Regions from separate parts of the Homo sapiens genome. Here regions 1 and 2 are each linked to region 3. A link is a contact called in ENCODE Hi-C or POLR2A ChIA-PET data. All regions are on one chromosome and are shown on one strand. Each heading gives the region's core, a stretch centred on a gene start or an enhancer-like site at or near the end of the contact. The rest is flanking DNA. Distances are from core to core; before and after follow the strand shown. Region 1 has its middle 140 kb from the start of LYPLAL1. Region 2 has its middle 44 kb from the start of LINC01710. Region 3 has its middle 110 kb from the start of LYPLAL1-DT.

What was found. A loop is a pair of places that touch in the nucleus more often than their neighbours do. ChIA-PET counts read pairs that join two places held with the same protein, here RNA polymerase II (POLR2A). Pooled maps may share reads with other maps.
Region 1: a loop to region 3 is called in a map of PC-3, with 2.8 times the contacts of the local background. The contact joins two enhancer-like sites. A Hi-C loop is called at or near these places in 2 of 168 maps with a recorded cell type or tissue (PC-3 and endothelial cell of umbilical vein), 3 of 37 single-sample maps with no recorded cell type and 9 of 50 pooled maps.
Region 2: a map of mammary epithelial cell shows a loop between it and region 3 (4-fold over the local background). The contact joins two enhancer-like sites. A Hi-C loop is called at or near these places in 4 of 168 maps with a recorded cell type or tissue (Caco-2, Calu3, IMR-90 and 1 more) and 2 of 50 pooled maps. POLR2A ChIA-PET finds 5 or more read pairs at or near these places in 1 of 52 experiments (A673).

Annotation. Positions count from the first base shown.
Region 1 is chr1:219,308,002-219,312,479 of GRCh38, forward strand. It overlaps a transcript of LYPLAL1 not described here. Among named protein-coding and RNA genes, the nearest start is that of LYPLAL1, 140 kb to the left of the region's middle. Within about 2 kb of position 2,455, at least 2 of the 41 ENCODE cell types and tissues checked have a DNase peak (open chromatin) inside an H3K27ac peak, as active enhancers do.
Region 2 is chr1:218,872,719-218,876,910 of GRCh38, forward strand. It overlaps the pseudogene NXNP1. Among named protein-coding and RNA genes, the nearest start is that of LINC01710, 44 kb to the right of the region's middle. Within about 2 kb of position 1,718, at least 3 of the 41 ENCODE cell types and tissues checked have a DNase peak (open chromatin) inside an H3K27ac peak, as active enhancers do; they include mammary epithelial cell, where a contact is called at or near this core.
Region 3 is chr1:219,064,631-219,068,789 of GRCh38, forward strand. No RefSeq gene overlaps it. Among named protein-coding and RNA genes, the nearest start is that of LYPLAL1-DT, 110 kb to the right of the region's middle. RefSeq lists a silencer at 1,783-1,983. Within about 2 kb of position 2,186, at least 5 of the 41 ENCODE cell types and tissues checked have a DNase peak (open chromatin) inside an H3K27ac peak, as active enhancers do; they include mammary epithelial cell, where a contact is called at or near this core.

The DNA of each region.
Region 1 (4,478 bases), core at 1,205-3,704, 240 kb after region 3:
AGAGACTTGTTGAATGGCTTTGACAAAAATACTGATAATGATATGGACAATGAAATCCAGGCTGAGGTGGTCTCAGATGGATATGAGGAACTTGTTGTGAACTGGAGCAAAGGTGATTCTTGTTATGTTTAATGAAGAGACTGGTGGCATTTGGCCCCTGCCCTAGAGATTTATGGAACTTTGAACTTGAGAGAGATGATTTAGGGTATCTAGTGGAAGAAATTTCTAAGCAGCAAAGCATTCAAGAGGTGACTTGGGTGCTGTTAAAGGCATTCAGTTTTAAAAGGGAAGCATAATATAAAAGTTTGGAAAATTTGCAGCCTGACAATGTGATAGAAAAGAAAATCCCATTTTATGAGAAGAAATTCAAGCTGGCTCCAGATATTTGCATAAGTAATGAGGAGCTGAATTTTAATCCCCAAGATAATGGGAAAAATGTCTCAGAGCATGTCAGAGACCTTTGCAACAGCCTCTCCCATCACAGACCCAGAGGTCTAGGAGGAAATAATGGTCTTGTTGGCAGGGCCGAGGGCCCCCATGCTGTGTGCAGTCTAGGGACTTGGTGCCCTGTGTCTCAGCTGCTCCAGCCATGGCTGGAAGGCGCCAACGTAGAGCTCGGTTTGAGGCTTCAGAGGGTGCAAGCCTCAAGCCATGGCAGCTTCCACATGATTTTGAGCCTGCAGGTGAACAGAAGTCAAGAATTGGGTTTTGGGAACCTTTGCCTAGATTTCAGAAGATGTATGGAAACACCTGGATGCCCAGGCAGAAGTTTGCTGCAGGAGTAGGGCTCTCACAGAGAACCTCTGCTAGAGCAGTACAGAAGGGAAATGAGGGGTTGGAGCCCCCACACAGAGTCCCTGCTGGGGCACTGCCTAGTAGAGCTGTGAGAAGAGAGCCAGCGTTCTCCAGACCCCAGAATGGTTGGTCTACCTGCAGCTTGCACTGCACACCTGGGAAAGCTGCAGATACTCAACATCAGCCTGTGAAACCAGCCAGGAGGGAGGCTACACGCTGCAAAGCCACAGGGGCGGAATTGCCCAAGACCATGGGAACCCACCTCTTGCATCAGCTGACCTGGATGTGAGACCTGGAGTCAAGGGCGATCATTTTGGAGCTTTCAAATTTGACTGCCCCACTGGATTTGAGACTTGCATGAGCCTTGCATGAGACTTTCATGAGCCCTTTGTTTTGCAAAACCCCTTTGTTATGGCCAGTTTCTCCCATCTGGAATGGCTGTATTTACCCAATACCTGTGTACCCCCATTGTATCTAGGAAGTAACTAGCTTGCTTTCCATTTTACAGGCTAGTAGGCAGAAGGGATTTGCCTTGTCTCTGATGAGACTTTGGACTGTGGACTTTTGGGTCAATGCTGAAATGAGTTAAGACTTTGGGGGACTGTTGGGAAGGCATAATTGGTTTTGAAATGTGAGGACATGAGATTTGGTGGGGCTGGGGCTGAATGATATGCTTTGTCTCTGTGTCCCCACCCATATCTCATCTTGAACTGTACTCCCATAATTCCCATGTGTTGTGGGAGGAACCCGGGGGAGAAAATTTGAATCATGGAGGAGGTGTCCCCCATACTCTTCTCGTGGTTGTGAATAAATCTCATGAGATCTGATGATTTCATCAGGGGTTTCTGCTTTTGCATCTTCCTCATTTTCTGTCGCCTTCACCATGTAAGAAATGCCTTTTGCCTTCTGCCATGATTCTGAGGCCTCCCCAGCCATGTGGAACTGTAAGTTCAATTAAACCTCTTTTTCTTCCCAGTCTCAGGTATGTCTTTATCAGCAGCATGAAAATGGACTAATACAATATTCATCTCAAGACACAGGACTTATATCTTAGCTTGTTAGAACCCAGTTACTACCATGTGTTGTCATGTCAGTGACTAGAAGTCACAGAAACCAAAATGGTAAGTGAGTTGGAATCCCAGTCTTAGTTTTGATCTACTTAAGTTGCCCTCATTGACACTGAACTGGTTACATTTCTTATTTAATGAAGATAAAATTTAGCATTTAAAAGGTAGTGATAGTGTGCTCTCTGGGAAATAATATTATTAGGGGTTGGAAGATCTGAGACTGAGCCTCAGCTTTGCTATTTACTGATGGAGTGAACACTCCAAGTCTGTTACCTCATCTATAAACCAAAGTGAGATTATAACACTCCTCCCTGTGTTGTTGAGAAGATCAAAGTGACACACACTGAAAGGGAGGGAATGTTTTTGACTGTTTTCAAGGTACAAAAACATTGTACCTATTTATGGGGGTGATGAATAATAAATCCAATAGTTTTTACTCCCTCATTTTCTCACATGCAGTCAGCCCTGCCTGCTCCCTATCTGAGGTCCCCATGGCTTTCCAAGAACCTGGGAACCTTAACTCACAAGAGCCCAGATTGGAATTTGTGGGTTTGAATAGCTGATTTGAGTTGGAAGACATGCCATAAGCAAGCACTCAAGTGTCCTGAAAGCAGGAACAAACAGATCAAAAGATCAAGGCCTGTGAGTAAAATAAACAAAATGGGAACGCTTTGAGGATGGTTGGAGCCTGCCCTTATCTCACTTTGTCTAAGCTTGGACTTCAAAGCACATTTTGTGACTCAGATCAACTAAAAGCAAAGGCCATGCTATGAATTATAGAGTAGGGGGGAAATGAAATAATGGCAGTCTTGAGAAAAAAGTGAAGTGAAATAAAATTTGTCTTCATGATTTTCATTTTTTCATGAGTGTATATCCCTTACCCCTATGGGAAAAACGAACAATACATGTAGGAAACTGGTTAAGAAAATGGATTTTGCTGCCAGAAAATCCTGAATTAGCATCTCAGTTCAACTACATGTTCTCTATCTTCTCTTGGAAAATTTAACTCTTAGTAGCCTCCAATTCCTTGGTAAAGTGAAAATAGTTCCACTGTCTAAGGATTGCTGAGAAGTAAGAAAAGTGTTGATGAAGGTGAAGCATTTAGCACAGTTCCTGGCTCATAGGGAGAGAGATTAAATATTCACTTTCATTGTCTTTGGCTTATCCATTCTATCATTTTGGTTTATCCATTCTACATTACCCACCCTGTAGTCTTATTCATCATATAAAATTATTGCAGAAAATGTTTTTTCCTTAGTTATCTAGTCTAAGAGTTTTTTTTTTTTTTCTTTCTCCCTGAGTCTGGACATGGAGTTTGTGCTTAACCACAACCTTTATCTTTCAGTCATGGAATGGAAAATAGGAAGTGAGAAATGCAATATATGTTCTTGAAGTTTAAAAATTGTGAGATGCAGCAATATCACCTGAAAAATGGTGAAGTGTGAACATGCATGGACTGTGTTGGATGCTGTAATCTACAGATTCCTGATTAGCAATCAATCTACTTTTCTGGAATGACATTTGTCAGCAGTATGAACATATTTGCTTGGAACTATGGAACAAATATTCTTGGTAGGAACAATATCAGCATTATTCCCCCCATACCAACACCAATCCCAATCTTTGATGTCATTTACACGTTGGCTTGCCTTCCCTTCTATGTTGTAGGTGTTTTTTTTTTTTTTAAGGTGGACACCATGTCTTTTTCATCTTTCTATCATTCTCTTTTCACAACCTAGCATGGTGTTTTGGATATAGTAGTTCCCTAATACAGATTTTAAACAAGATAAAAGGCTTAAATACATTTAATCTTTCTCATAGTTAAAGAAATGCATCATGATTATACCACCAGGACATCAGATATTAATGGTGAGAATTTGAATATACGCATAATCCAACAAACATTTCTTAAGCACTGATTTTGTACCTGGTGCTGTGCATTTTTTCTTTTCTATATTTCATGTAACTTTCTATTAAAATAGTGTTGGCTAAATACATAGAATGCTTTTAATAACAGGTTTCCTGCTGCTAACCAATAAAAATTTTTCACCAATAATATTTTGAATTCTATACATTAAAAATATATATTGTGTGATCCAGGAAACCCGTTGGAAGGTTACAGTGGAATCTTCTTATTTTTGTTTGAATTACTCTAATCATTCTGCTTTCTGAGCACTTGCCAAGCTGCTGTAAAAGGAAGAAGCTTGTGATGTGAAAGGAAAGAGGAAGAATGAATGCTGGTGCATTGGACAGTTTGGGAAAGGTGCTTTCCCAAGTTTGGTGCCTTGGGAAGTTGAGGAGAAGGACATATTGCAGGAGGAAGGAGGGCACTGGACTTCTGAGGAGAGCTGGGCAAGTGAGGGCTGCAGAGAGGTGGGAGAGGGTCAGGGGCTGTAGAGGAATGAGTGAGAGGACAGCTTGGATAAACTTCACTTTGAAATTTTGCCAGGGACCTCAAGTATTCCTTTCCCTGTTTCTTTAGATCAAGCACACCCTTTGTCCTAGGCTCTTTGTGCCTCCTTTCCTCCTCTCCCTCAAAACAAAACCAAAACACACATATCACATCATTTTTGGAGTTGAGGAGGTCTCAGTGAAGGCTGTGTCCAATGAGCAGCT
Region 2 (4,192 bases), core at 468-2,967, 190 kb before region 3:
GTGATATGAAAGGTAGCCAGGAGCTGGCCATGTGAAGAGAAAGGAGAACAACCTTCAAGGTGAACATCCTGGAGGAGATAAAATTTTAGATTGTGAGAGAAGCTAAAAGAATTCCAAGTGACTAGACTTTGCAGGCTTTTGGAAAAGGAGCCTGAGATAAGGTGGTGAGCTAGGCTGGGGCCAGAGTGTGCAGGATCTTGCAGGCCAAGGTTAGGAGTATGGATTTTGTTCTTGATGCAATGATAAGCTATTGAAGGATTTAAAATAAGGGAATGGTGTGGTTTAAGTAGTGTTTTTTCAAAATGGTTTTGGTTGATGTGTAGAGGGTAAATTGAAGAGAGAAGGGTAAGAATGGAAGCAGCAGGAGCAGTTTAAAGGCTATCACAGAGCCCAGGAGCAAACTCATGCTGACGATGCAGAAAAAGAGAGAGAAATTGAATGATTTGATGGGTACTGAGATACATTTTGAAGGGAGTTTGGATAAGACTTGCTGAAGCACTGGATTTGAGGAATACAGAAGAAAGGAAATAAGAATTCTATTTTGAATATATTAAGGATAAGATGATTGTGAGATGTTTTATAAGTCAATTTATGCTTCTGTAACAATCCCCAAATTTCAGTGATTTATTTTATTTCTTATTTCTTACTCACCCAACAGACGTCCATGGATTTTCCTGGTGACTTAATTCTCTTGGAAAGCTCTTCTCCAAGTGGTGGCATATGGACTTGGGATCTTTCTATCTGTGACTTTGCCTTTCTCTAAGTCCTTGGGTTTTGTTTCGGGTTTTGGTTTTCTCTCCATTCAGCTTGTTAGTGAGTAAAGAGCATGTGCAGGCAGGGAGGATTGTGCTGAATATTTTAATAGGCCAGTTCAGGCAGTGGCATGCATGATGTCTACCATTCACATTGACCAAACTCAATCACGTGGCCCACTTCAACTGCAAGAGAGGCTGGGAAGTGTAGTCTACCTATGTGCCCAGGATCAGAGGGAAAGGGTGTAGCAGCTTTCCATCATATTCAATGGCAATATAAAATGGTCTCCCAAATATATTTGAACAAAAAAGAAGAAACAAATGTTTATTGAATCCCACTTCCAATAATCTAACCTAAGCATCTCAGGGATTATAAAGATGAACACTCCTTCTGTGTTACCCACAAAAGGCTGTGTAATTTAATTGTAAAAAGAAGATACTGTGTAGATATTTGAAAAGTTGCAAATGAAAACAATGGGATATGCCAAAGAGAAATAAATAATTACCAAATAAATCATATAATCAGGCATCACACATTCAAGGGAGGGAAATTCACCACAGTCTAAAGGGAGTTACAGAAGTTTCCAAAATGAGCAAAAGTTTTATGTGGGTTATGAAAAATATGTCAGAGTAGACCAGGAAACAAGGGCAAAAGAGACTTTTTTTAGGCAGAGAGAAATCCATTATTAAAAATGAATTTTTCCCTATTTAAAATAACTGCCTTTTTGTCATTATCAGCACTCTTAGAAACAGCAAATTTAAATAGGCTGAATAATTATTTAGTAATCAGCTATTAAATAACTATAATCAAAATGATATTTATGTGGCTTAATGTAAAGTTTCTCTTTCCAAATATGCTTGTGCATATAGGCGCAGTCTCAACTGCTAAACAAAGAGTGGGCTCATTCAAACTTTGAACTCAAATCTATGACTCACTTTCTGTGGTCTCAGTTTCCTGCTTTACACAATAGAGGAATAAGATGTCAGGGCTGTCTAGGGGATCCAGATAATTGTCAGTTGGCTAGGAGAGTTTCTACATGTTTTATATACACAGAGATGATTATATGACGATCAGGAGGAAGGTTGAGCAACTAGCAACAGAGTCAAGAAGTGGGAATGTGAGATGATTTGTCTTTTTACACGCACAGAAATAACTTATTTAAATTGCTATGCCTGTCATTGGGTTCGGGCCTTTGGATCTAGCAATCAAGCCTGGAAGATGGAGCCAGGCTTGTAGAGAACCATCATGATTCACTTCTTGCAGACAGCCTTTGGCTATATACGAAATAGATTGATGATGATTATAATGTTAATAATAATAATAATAATTTGCGCTTACTTAGTAGCTTTCATGCTATATTTTCAAAGATGTTGTAAACATTAACTAATGAAGCCCTACAGCAACTCATAAGGTAGCTATTACCTGTATTGTGCAAATAAATAACCACGGCCAGCAAAGGTTAAATGGGAAGCCTGAAGTCATATAGTAATTCAAAGCCAGGGAAACAGAGATTGATTTCTAACCACAATGTTGGCTCCTTGACGTCTAGACCACTGTCCTTTCCTTGGCAAAGGAAGCTAACAGTTTGTAGAGCAGAAAATGGGTTATGAGGGAAAGAGCAGAAGTCTGAGGTTTAGGAGTATGCACAGGAGCTGGGTTAGAATTTCCCAGAATCAGTAATCCAATAGGGACATACTTGAAACACTGTTCCGCCAGAGCTAGCTTCCTACACAGGCGCTCGGCCGCCCTCACGGAGTCTCACGGCAGTGATCCGGGGACATGTTTGGCTTCTTTACCAGAATACAGGCAACTTACAGGTAGAAAAGAGGCTATTTCCTTGAATTCCTTAACATTTAACACAGTGCCTGGCATATCCGAGATATAATAAATAGATATGATGTAATAAATACTTTTTGAATAAATAAATGAATATGTAAAACACTTTTGTAAACTTAGTCTGAGTATAGAAAAAAATCACTGTAAAATGAAATAATTCCAAAAAGCGATGAAATTACTGACTGAATTGAAAGAAAAGGAACCTTCATGTAGAAACCTGAAACATTAACGTTGGTGGAAAATACTGGGCTTGAAAGACAGGCCAGCATTTGCTCTGACAATTGGCTACTCTACTATCTTCAGTTTACTCATTTGTAAAAGGTAAGTATAATAACAATGCCAGCCTCAGAGAATTGTCACAAGAATCAGATGCGACAGTATGTGCAGATCACCTATCATTAGATCACACCAAGTCCAAAATACATATTTGTGTTCTTTCCTCCTTTGAAAAGCAATCGTATCTCTAAACCTTAATAGTTGTAAATGTTTAAAATTAATATTCTTGCTTCTATGTAGAAAAAGCTATTTTCATATGGACAACGCTTTCTTAGCAAGGCAAAAGGAGGGAAATATTGAAACAGTTTTCTCCCTAATGCTATGTGAGAAAGAAAAGACTAAAGCACAACTAGCATTCCATTTAAGCTGCACCGTCTTAAGAAACACCACATAAATGAGCAAGTTGGAGGTTAGCTAATTTATCTGATACAAACACTCCCAAATTAATTTAAGGACCTCATGTATCTAATACAGTAAAGACAGTGGATTTTTTTTTTTTTTTTGCAGCCTCTAGAAAGTTTCACTTTAGGTAATAGTTTATACCTTTAATTTATGTTGAGCTAGTTTGGTATCCTTAGCTTTCTCTCCTTAGTTATCATGTCCCTAAATGGACTAGGGATTCCTGAGAGAGTAACGAAGGATGAACAGGGAGGGCATGGAGGCAGATGCTGAGAAAGCTCCCTGGAAAGCTTAGTTCAGGAATCTAGGAGATAAATTTATATGTTGCCTGATAGTTCTAGCTCTGAAAAAATTAGGAAAACAAAGTATAATTGGGGTTACACCTTAGATTTCTACAACGTAAATTAGTTATCATCTTTATGAGTTGATTAACACTGCAATATTTCTCTGGGTTTAACACAAATATACTGTGAGATCACTCTTAAGCTGAGCCACCCACAATGTATTAGTGTGTTTGGCTCTATTAAAAGCTTAGCAAAGAAGCAATAAAAACTTAGTTTTAAGTGGTGAACAGACATAATTTTATATCTGTCATTACCATTAAGACACACCAATGTGTAATTGAGGGAAATGAATGTTACAACAGAGCAATTATGTTTTTGATACATCCTCAATTCATCAAATGATTGTATCACACTAACAAATTTCTCTTGCTTGAAGTAATAATATTCCATTTGTAAGTCTGTTACTCTGTCAGATAACATATAAACTTGTTAATAGTTGTTAAATATAAAGGAAATAGACAGTTTAAATCAGAACACCAAGCAAATATAGTCTTTTTCTTGAAGCCAAATTGGTTCACACACCCATGCCCTTCATTAATTCTGTTGATCAGCATGATTCAAATTCAGTTTTTGAAATTTAGAAT
Region 3 (4,159 bases), core at 936-3,435:
TAAAGATTGACTGCAAGGGTCATGAAGGAAAATTTGGATTGATGGAAACGTTTTATGTCATGATTGTGGTGGTGGTTACACAACTTAATTTGTCAAAATTAACCAAATGTTACTCCTTTAAGGTTGGTACATTCTTTGTATACATATTATACTTCAATAAAAGCTAGTTACATGAACAAATTAGAGTAGGATCACTACTCTGTCATGTACTATTTACTTTAAAATCCCCCAAAATAACCAAGTAAGTGCAGTACTTTTAATACTCTTCTTGTAAAGGAAGTCTTATGTGTGTTCTGGAGTTGAGTTAAAATCTTGAGGTGTTTCTGATAACTTTTGACTGCACAATCTCCCTTCAACCCTCAGAATGTAGCCTTCAAAAAACAAGAGGGGCTGCTAGGGTACAAATAGATTCCTAATATGGTTATGTATAGGGTAATTTCACAAAATGATTCCCAATATTACAATTTTGTGGACAGAAAATGTACCATCACACATAATGTTTAAAAATATAATATCAATTGTTTTTGTTGATATATTTAACTCTTGGTCTCCGGTTTCCCTGAAAAAGCGTTTGGTTTTCCAGTTTTTTTCAATATTTTTCACTGGAAATACTTGAAAATTATTCAGTTGGTTAACACTAAGAAGTCTAATCTCCGTATCTATCTACTATAGCTTAGAATTTTTCATATTATAAAATTTTACATATCATAGATATTTTGCCTGCCATGTTTATTAAGCATTATATTTTAATCTGTTTTGTGGTTAGTATGAAATTTCAAATCATATACCACACTGGTTTTAGATTTTGTGACTTAAAGATCTGTAATTAAATTACATTTTTTGAGTTTTTAAAAATAATCTGCAAGACACTTAAGCTGTATAGGTTTTAGTTTCTAAATTTGTGTTAAAATTTAAACAGAATTCATCAAAAAACATTTAGTGTAATTCTGATGTAATTTAAATTAAATTACATCAGAGTTTCTGTTTCTTTAATTTCATTTTTCTAACACAAGAGGGAAGTGTTCTAAGGCTCTAGATGAAAACACATACTGAATGAAAACCCCTATGAAATTAGGCAGGTATACTTAATTAAAGTTGCCACTTGGCTAATATGTTTTCCATACTCCCACACACTGTAATATCATAAATATTCTTTATGTCCAAAGTGTGCATCTTTGTGAAGAAAATTAATGGGTTCTGAGGAGAAATAAAACAGATGTTATTATTCTTTGGTGTTTTAACCATCTACCCATATCTTCCTCTTAAATGTCTGACAGCACTTTAGTACAGGAAGTCTGATATAAAGGGAATATCTGTGGCTAAAGCTATATACAGATGCTCAAATTATGAAATTAAAACATAAGGACAGTTTTGTTCCCATAATTAAGGTCTGTCCCTCACTTTCCTGCTTAGAAACTGAATTGCTCAAGTTCTGTCTTTTAGGCAGAGTTGTCTACATTCATCACATTTACAGATCCCTGACTGAGAAAAGTTTTAGCGTTACATTCAGCTTTGTTGCAAAAATGTCAGCATTGTCTTGTACTTGGGATGGCTGGTTGTGTGTGATGGCCAAGGTCTGCTCAGGGAAGGGTACTCTTTGTTTGACTGAATCACTTGAGACCATAGAGAAAAGGTGCCCTGGGAATAATCAGAACTGGCTGATCAGAGGAGGAACAGAAATGTGGAGCTGTCCAAAAGAGAGAGGTGGAGAACTAGTTTGAAGTCAAAACCAAGCCAAAAGAACTGATGAGGTTAAGAAACCAGCAGGAAGGTATACTTGAAGTGTAAGCAAGTGATGCTTAAGACTGAAGGTGTGGAATTGGGCTAAAGCTGCCCAAAACAACAGTGATATTTTCTTTGCTTCTCTTGGTGAAAGAGCAGTGTCAAGACTTAAACATTGTATAAGAACCATTTTGCCATTTTAAACAAATCAACACTTGCAAACCATGTCCCTCCCTGCCCTATGATTGCCCCGTGTAAGCTTTTGGTTACAAAAAGCCCTCAGAACAAAAAATGCAGGCCAGTTGTAAAGCCTTCATTCACGAAGGCCCAGCCTCAGGGCTAAATGGGAGAGTTCTGCCAGCCATCAAACTTAACAGCCTTTAAACATGTGCAACATTTCTCTAAGCAAATTGGTTCCTTAATATGGTAAAATGTGCAGCACCCAAGGGGAAATACTGGTGATCTCATTGCCCAAAACTGATGGAGTCACAGCACTGTATTCCTGAAAAGTACTCATATTTTCCACTTTGATAAAATCAGAAGCAAATATGAGAGTCAGTAGGTTTTGACATCCATTGTTCATTCTCACTTAACTTTTCTTCCTATATAGCAGAGCACAGTGGTTTAATTCATAGCTTATGGGATTTTTTTAATATAAACCATTCAAATTTTTTCTATATTAATCAGTGGTTTCTAAAGATCCACAGGGATAAATAAACTCTGCAAGCTGGCAGAGGTTTCTTGTGGCACAACCACTGGTAGTTATAAACAGTAAACAAAACATAGTAACCATTTTAAGCACAAGAGATTGCTGTATCACACAGGGCATAAATCATTAGCTTAATAATTTCAGCAGCAGTGTCTCCAAAGCAAAATTAAGCCAACAGTTCCCCCTGTGGCAATAATGAAGTACTGTAATTGTAAAAGAAAAAAAACAAAACAAGAGAAGGCATGATTATACCTCAGCAATGATTGAAAATCCAAGTTCAATAAATAACTATAGGAATCTCATCTCTGCTGCTCTTTGGAGAGGTGGGAAAGGGCTTGCCTCCAACCCCCATGTCCATTCTTGTAGGCAATTTGACATGCACAAGCGCACTTTCCCTTAAGCCCCCACAATTCACATGTGCTGTAGGTAGGGCATGAAAGTGATGACTTATAACAACTGAGAAGATGACAAATTTCTCTCAGCTGTATAGGCGGACATTATTCAGAGAATTAAAGAGCCGAAAGAGTGCTAGGCCCAAGACAGTCCAATGTTGAGCTGGGCCATAAAACCTGGATACATGTCTTCCTCATGAATTTGCCAAGTGTCAAAGTTCGTTTTTTAAAAACTGGCTAAAAATTTGGTGATTTGGGGTAAGTGCTATGGAACATTATCAGATAAAAGGAGTTCAGGGAGACCATCTTGATTCCTCTGCTGTGTCGAGTCAATACTATAGAATCTTCATTTTTACTCTTTAGTCATCCATTTTATAAAATCAATATAGTCTTATTATTATCTCTCTTTTTAAAAAAAGCTTTGAGTGGACACAGTATCTCTTTGAATTTTCTCAATAATCCTATGTATTTAAAGTAGCATTTTACCTTTTAAAACATACCCTATTTTTGACTACCTATTATGAACACATCTATCTCCTCAGAATGTATTTCATCTAAAAACTCTATGATTTAGTAAAGCAGAAGGTATATTATTTGCACAAAGCTAACTACCAGCTTGATTATCTTATTAGTGGATTGAGGAATGATTTGATTTGATAATACAGGGATACAGATTAAACTAGATTGTGTAGCGTCAGTGCCACTTTTACAGGATGGGCAGACCCCAGGCACCTAAGAAATAATCAACAAATGTCAATTTCCCCATTTCCTTTCTCTCTCTCTTTCTCTCTTTCTCTCTTTCTTTCTTTCTTTCTCTCTTTTTTGACACAGAATTTCACTCTGTTACCCAGGCCAGAGTACAGTGGCGTGATTTCGGCTCACTACAACTTCTGCTGCCTGGGTTTAAGCGATTCTTTTGCCTCAGCCTCCCGAGTAGCTGGGATTATAGATGCCTGCCACCACGCCTGGCTAATTTTTGTAGTTTTAGTAGAGACGGGGTTTTACCCTCTTGGCTAGGCTGGTCTTGAACTCTTGACCTCGTGATCCACCCGCCTTGGCCTCCCAAAGTGCTGGGATTACAAGTGTGAGCCACCTCACCTGGCCAATTTCCCCATTTTCATTGTGCTTTGTTTTTAAGTATGACACTCAGGCAAAATCATCTTAAAGACTCCAATGTCTATGCTTATTAGGTTAAATTGTAGATATATATTTGGATATAAATACTCTCCTTTATTAATCTGAAATAAGAAAATTAGATGGGAAATGGCCTTCTCTGCACCTATAAGAAAAGACTTTTCTCCATGAACAAAATAAATTATTACATCTTTCAGCTCTC